Linked DNA regions of Homo sapiens: region 1 is linked to region 2. Evidence: chromatin contacts called from ENCODE Hi-C or POLR2A ChIA-PET data. All regions are on one chromosome and are shown on one strand. Each heading gives the region's core, a stretch centred on a gene start or an enhancer-like site at or near the end of the contact. The rest is flanking DNA. Distances are from core to core; before and after follow the strand shown. Region 1 holds the start of CDC42EP4 (CDC42 effector protein 4). Region 2 holds the start of SSTR2 (somatostatin receptor 2).

Region 1 (3,376 bases), core at 423-2,922, 150 kb before region 2:
AGACACTAAATCAGAGCCTCACACGCTTGTGACCTCAATGCCTTTCCTCCCTCTCTCCCTCTTCTTTTCCTTTCCTGCTTGCTTTTTCTCTTTTAAATACAGAAGTTCCCAAAACCTTTTTGGAAAAAAGGTGATTTTTCCCCGGTGGATCCTCAACCTTGGCTAACTAAACCTCTATTTGATTGAGATCTGCCTTAGTCACTTTTTGGTTTACATCCATGATAACCCCGCCAGGGTTTGAATCCACAGTGTCTGCCTCCCAAGTGGCTCCAAACCCTACCTTTCCCTCCAGATGTCCAGTTCAGAATTTGATTTTACTTATTATTCATTTATTTTTTTTTTTGAGATGGAGTCTACCTCTGTCACCCAGGCTAGAGTGCAATAGCGCGATCTCGGCTCACTGCAACCTCCACCTCCCAGGTTCAAGCGATTGTCCCGCCTCAGCCTCCTGGGTAGCTGGGATTACAGGCGCCCACCACCATGCCCGACTAATTTTTGTATTTTTGGTAGAGATGGGGTTTCGCCATGTTGGCCAGGCTGGTCTCAAACTTCTGACCTCAAGTGACCCCCCACCTGCCTTGGCCTCCCAAAATGCTAGGATTACAGGCATGAGCCACTGCGCCCAGCCCAGAACTTAATTTTCACAGCAGGATGGAGTGGCCAAACCATTAGCTCTCAAGAGCTGGTTGCTGTCGCACTGCAGAGGGAAACGGAAATGTGCTGTCCCCAGAAAGCAGAATGTTCCTGAGGGCTTAGGGACCTCGCAGCCATGGGGAAAGTCTGGGGCCTTCACCCTCACTTCCTTTAAAAACCGAGGGTGGGGTTCAGCTAGAGGCAAGGGAACTTTTCACTTTGCGCCTTGTCCACTTTAGTTGACTACTTCGCAGCTGGCATTCTACCTTGATAATGATCATTTCAACTGAAACTATTCCTCTAAAAAGAATAGAGTCCAAGGCCTGGGACTTGGATTCAGGCTCTGGGACTCAGGAGTTGATCCTCCTTGACGTTCACCTGGTGCAAATTTAGCCTCAGCTGATACTTAGGAGGCAAAGGCACAGACGGGGATGCGGGGAGCTCAAGGGCTGTCACCCTGTAGAAACATTTCTGACGCCCAGTCCAAGCCTGGCCTCGGGGCTGGCCGGCTCCTCCCCGCTCCCTCGTTTACAGCGAGAGTCTGGGATGGCACCCACGAAGCTGGTGGCGCCAGCCCTCCTGCCCCATCTCCCGACAGTACTGCAGCCAGGTGGTTAGCAGGTCCGGGAGGGAGCAGGAACGAGGAACGCCACCCGGGCTGGAGTTCTTGGTTTCTTGCCCCGGCTCGAATGGGGAAGAGCCTCAAAAGAGCCTCGCGCCAGGCCCCCGGAGGGAGACGCGCCCCTGGCCCTGGGGGCCCCAGTGGGGGTTCGCGGCCGGAGCGCAGGCTGGGGCGGGAGTGTCTCCCGGAAGCCGGGCGGGCCCAGGCTGCCCCATACGGAGTTGGGAAAGTCTCAGGCTTTCAGTTTGAACCGAGGAGGCCGAGCAGTCGGGCAGAGGTTCCCGACGGCCATTGGCTGCTGCGGCGCCGTGACATCAGCGCAGAGGGGTGCGCGGGGAGGGTTGCGCGGGGCGGGCGCGGGCGGAGCCTGGAAGGGGAGTGTCCTGGAGGCTCCCAGCCCTGAAAGCCCGAGAGCCAGAGGGAAACAAACGCCGGCGCTGACAGGGGCCGCCAGCCCCTCCGCCGCGCGGAGCCCACGAAGGGGACAGCGCAGCCGGCCCAGAGCTCGGGTCTCCGGGGACCGAGGTAGGCGACGGGCAACCGCCTCTGTCTGTGGTAGCCGCCTTCGCGCTGGGTGCCCTGGGTGGGCTTGGGGGTCTCGAGTCCCCCTGTGGGGCAGAGAGGATCGAAGCTGGGGATGCGAGGCCGCGGCGCGGGGAGAAGGGCGCGGAGCCCCCACTTCTCGGCGCTCGCGCTTTTCACCGCGCCCACCGCGGTGCCTGGGACCCTAAGCTGCGCACCTAGTGTCCTGGCAGAGCGGGATGTGTGGAGGAGGAGGTGGCAGGGAGCCGGGCGCAGCGTTGCCGGGACTCCATTTCCTCTCTCCACGCTGGAACTCCCGGCCCTGGCCAAGGGTGCCGCTGAGGGGGTTGGGGGCCGGTTTTAAAGGGCCTCCCCCTTCCCAGGAATGGGGTGTGTGTCGGTGTGGGCAGGAGCGCAGCAATCGGCGGCGCGCGGCCCGCGATCTCCGCGAGGGGGGCGTGTGTGCGCCCGGAGTTCTCCATGAATAAGAACCGAATTCTCCGCCTGTACGGGCAGAGGCGTGTACACATCTCGCTCTCGTACACACACTGCAGCACACGCCACCCAATGTCACCCGGCCGGGAAGCCAGAGGGAAGGAGCTGTCTGGAAGGGAATGGCCGAAGGAACAAATGGTCCTCCTTTCCCCTACTCCCGCCCCGCGAACCCTTCCCTCCCCCGCCAGGCTCCCGCCCCGCCCGCTCCCTCGGAAGCCCGGGAGGCCGAGGCGCCTCCTGGCGGGGTGCGGGGGGAGGGCAGTCGAGCCACCCGCCCCCTTGGAGCCGGGGAGACGGCCGCTCCTGGGCTAGTGCGCCCCGAGCTCAGCGCGCTCAGCGGGATCGCAGGCGGGAGCGGTCGGTTAATGATTTAATCGCCCGCTTGGGGCGGGTGCGCGCGGATCGGCCGTCCCTGGCCCCGCCCCCTCTCCGGAGCGCCCCCAGCCGGGGTTACAAAACTGCCCCCTGCCCCCGGCGCGTCCCCCAGGAGCCATCCTGCCCGCGGGGATCCCGTCAGCCGGTGAGTGCCCCGGCCGGGAGGGCTGGAGAGCTGGGCGGGAGCCGGGGCTGAGGCTGAGCCAGCTTCCTGGGAGAGGACTGAAGTGCGTGTGTGTGTGTGTGTGTGTGTGTGTGTGTGTGTGTGTGTGTGTGTGTGTGACTGGGGGAGGGGTGCTCGCTGCTAACTCAAACCAGGTTCCCTGTGTTTTCCCAGTGACTGCGGCCTCGGCTTTGGAAGTTTTCTTTTTCTCCCTGGGAGAATGGAGGGGAAATACAATGCCTTTTCTTTTCTCGTTGCCTCTGGAACTTCTCTCTCTCCACGACTCCCACCCCTTGCAATCTGACCGGCTCCCACATCCCTTACTGTGTGCCCGGTGCCCACTGTTTGCCCAGATAGCTGAGCAGCTGGATCCGGGTGGAGTCCTTGGGAGCCCCCGTCGCTGCGAAGCCCCCTGCCCTCCCCTGAGGGTCCAGGGTGCTGGAGGGAAAATCTCTCTCTCGTCCGAACCCCAGCAGCCATCTGTACCAGAGAAATGTCCCATCCAGCGAGTGTAAATAATGAGGGGCCGGTGACAGGGGCCTCCTGCAAGGCGACTTCTTTGGCAG
Region 2 (3,351 bases), core at 435-2,934:
GGTCTTCCAGAGACTTCTGTTTCATTTTTGTTTCAGAGAAAGAATATTCCAATGCCAGGCAGACAATTCTAGATGAATTGTGGTTAAATTAAATGTACAAGGAAGTTTCGTTTTCTGCATTCTTTGTTTTTCCAGCCCAAGAATTGTTAGATGCTGGAAATGGCTAGTGGTTGGTTTCCTCTGAACCATGTCCAGGCTCTGTAGAGAGGAGGGTGAGAATGGTCTCACGCACCTGCCCCCCCCGCCCCCCTTTTACATAGGGGCTGTGATTACCAGCCCAAGAAATGAGTGTTGGGATGGCGACCCGACATCAGGGGAGGTCCTAAATCCTACTCAGCTTCAGTTTCTCCTCTCCCCATCATGTTTCCCGCATTCACTTCCCACCCCCCGCCTCCCTCAGGGCCTGCAGAACCCGGCTTGGTCTCTGTGCGGCTAGAGCGAGAGCCCCCACTGGCAGGGTGACAAAAGCCCCTGAGGGCCACCGCGGCGCGTGAGCGCCTGGGAAAAGCCGGGGCGGTGCTGGCCTACGGGGTTGAGAAATGGAGGGGCGAGTGTCAGGACCGCGGAGCCGGTTGCTCCCGGCTGGCACAGAAAGTCCTCCTCCTGGCCATCCAACTCGCTGATCCTCAGAGCAAGGGTTTCCCAAAGAACTCTGTGCCATTTCCAGGAAGACGAGGCAAGAGCGGAGATTGTGGCGCCAGCACGCCCAGTATCGAAACGCACAGCAGGGGTGCCGGGTGTGGGGGGGGGGCGCTGAGGACAGAGACATCGGGGCGCAGAAGACAGTCGCTTGGGGGACTTGGCCAGCGGCTTTTGGGCACGGCCTATGCAGTGGTTTTTTCTCTCCAAACCTAGACAAACTGTCCTTTCTGTCCCGAGGTGGGGGACGGGGACGGATCCTAGATCGTTCAGCGTCTAGGGAGAGAAGCCCCTCTTTCTCCGCTCTGCGCCCGCCGCCTGCCTCTGGCAGGCTCGGATCTCCGGGTGCGCTCCCGCAGGAGCCCCAGCTGGCATCTCACGGCCTCGCTCCCCTCGCGCCAGGTCTCTTTTGTAGGGGGCTGGGAGAGAAGTTGTCACCCGTCGCAGCTACCTGAAATCTCGGGCTAAAGGGCACACGCCACGCACACGGGCATGAGGCTGCGAGGACACGTCCGTTCCAGCACACTCTACCCACAGCCCCCTTACTCAGGCAAGGGTACCCGTTGTCGTTCATTCCTACTACAATCACCCCAAAAGGCACAAGAGCGGAGAATCACGCACCGGGACCTAAGCTCAGGCACTCGGATGGGCACACCACCATCAGCGCAGATGCACACAGGTGCCCAAGTGCGCTTCTCGCTCCCTCCATCTCTCTTATCACACACACACACACACACACACACACACACACACACACACCCCTCACCTTTGCTTTTCCGCTGCAATCCGCTAGCTCCGGTCTCCGACACCCAGCGGCTGTCCCCGAGCCAGCTGGGCGCCGGGGCGCGCAGCAGCTTGGCTAGCGCCTGGCGCCGGACGTTTGGGGTTCCTGGCTCCTCGACCCTCTTGTGCCGGCTCCCGCTAGCCCCTCGCACGTAGAGAGCTCCCCTCGCCCGCAGACCCCCGGCGCCAAGCCTCAGACTGGGGCTCTGGGCGCTGGTGGTCTTGCGAGCGCGCGCGCATGGGTGGCTGCGCCGCTGGGACTGGCCCAGCCAGCCCGGGCCCCTCGGCACATTTCCCCACGCCCCCCTCCCGCTACGTCACAGCGGCTTCGCTCCGCCCCCCCAACCCCTCCTCCCGGGTCCTGCAGAAGGACAGGGGTGAGACCGGCTGAAACGCCTGCGGGTGGCCGCAGGCAGAGCTTACAGACAGCCGGGGAGCGGGGAGAGAGGGGACCCGCCTGCGGGGGCGTAAAAGGTTAAGCGTTTTCGGTCTCCTCAAGACTCATGGCAAGGACAAGCGCTATTTTCCCTCTGATTTCACAGAGTCGATTCCCTTCCACCCATATATTCTAGGCAGCTGGAGTGGCGGCCGGGGTGACCCAGACTTATACCGGGACCTCTGTGATTTCCTTAGCCAAACAAGTTAGCAAAGCTGTGTTTACCGTGGGCCAGCCCCGGGCGCAGGGCGCAGGGCCAGGCTAAGAGTAGGGAGAAAAAGGGCTCAGGGGATAGCGCTTCTCCATGCAGTTCCCAATGAGCGCAGGGAGTGTAAACCCGCACCTGGAGTCCAAGATTCAGTCCTAGGAGCCATCAGAGGGCCAGTGGACGTCGACTGGTCCCAGCTGTCCCTGCGTCCCACAGCTTGGAGGTGCAGCGGCCATACAGGTGGTCCCCTTGCTGTAGCCACGTCAGTCAGCACCTGCTGGTCTGACCCAGCACAGTCTCTCCTACATGCTGTGAGGGAGCAAAGGGGAGCAGGCAAGAAGTGGGAGTCGCATGGAGTTGCAGCTGTTTATTTTTGACTGTGATGATTCAGCCTCTTTTCCAATAGTTTAATAAGTCATAATCAATCCTGCAGCCTCCCCTTCCTCACCCTCCTCCAAGTACATAGGTATACACACACACACACACACACACACACACACACACCATCCTCAGTACAGTTTTAGAGGATGTGAAAACAGAAAGCAAACCCCAACTAGCTTTCTCTGTGAGCTGAGCTGCCTTGATTTGTCCATCCTATTATCTGATTTCCAATTCACCAGGGAAAAGTAAAAGTCCAGAAGCTGTGTGGCAGGTGGGGTGAGCCTTAGAGATAGATGAGTGACATGGAAAAGCAACCACCAGGTACAGCAGCAGCCAGCTCTCTCTTCTATCTGGGCCAAGCTGTATCTTGGGGTACCCACTGTGAGATGGGGATCAGGAGTTTCCATCTCTCTCTGAGACGTTGGTCATGATAGGGCTTAAATCTTGGCATCCTGGAGCTCAGGGTGAGATGGAAATTGAGCTGCAATTGCCTTAAGTTCCAGGAGTCAATCTGGGAGCCAGCATCTCTTTTAGACATGTGTATGCAAGTGGAAGGGCTGGGGTGGCTAGCTCACTGGAAGAGGGCTGTGTCTGCTCACCGTCAGTGGGAAGAGGGAGAGGCAGAGAGGTAATAGTAATATCAGGAGGGCATCGTGGAATTGTGCTCAGGGGAACTCGGCATCCTCTGGCCACACAGTTGCTACAATGCCTGTTGCCACCTCCAGTTTAAAACCAGTAATCTGACTGGTTTCCAGGAAAAGAAGGAAGAGCCAGGAAGTGCCCACTCTGCCCTCAAATTCCTTTCCTAAAAGTTCTCAAACTGTTAATACCAGATTTACGTTTCATTAAAAAAAATAATAACTGGAGCCAGCAGAGTCCGAGATGATGCTGCTGTTCTACCCTG

Evidence for each region. Hi-C counts contacts between places; a loop is a spot of excess contacts on that map. ChIA-PET counts read pairs that join two places held with the same protein, here RNA polymerase II (POLR2A). Pooled maps may share reads with other maps.
Region 1: a pooled map shows a loop between it and region 2 (8-fold over the local background). The contact joins the promoter of CDC42EP4 here to the promoter of SSTR2 in region 2. A Hi-C loop is called at or near these places in 1 of 37 single-sample maps with no recorded cell type and 3 of 50 pooled maps. POLR2A ChIA-PET finds 5 or more read pairs at or near these places in 4 of 52 experiments (GM12878, PC-3, PC-9 and 1 more).

Annotation. Positions count from the first base shown.
Region 1 is chr17:73,310,297-73,313,672 of GRCh38, reverse strand. It overlaps CDC42EP4 (CDC42 effector protein 4), which reads left to right and starts at 1,672. Exons shown (of 2, transcript NM_012121.5): 1 at 1,672-1,780. RefSeq lists silencers at 1,294-1,453, 1,524-1,783, 2,234-2,783, 2,794-2,923.
Region 2 is chr17:73,163,343-73,166,693 of GRCh38, reverse strand. It overlaps SSTR2 (somatostatin receptor 2), which reads right to left and starts at 1,684. Exons shown (of 2, transcript NM_001050.3): 1 at 1,406-1,684. It also overlaps the pseudogene POLR3KP2. RefSeq lists a silencer at 1,430-1,769 and an enhancer at 2,310-2,559.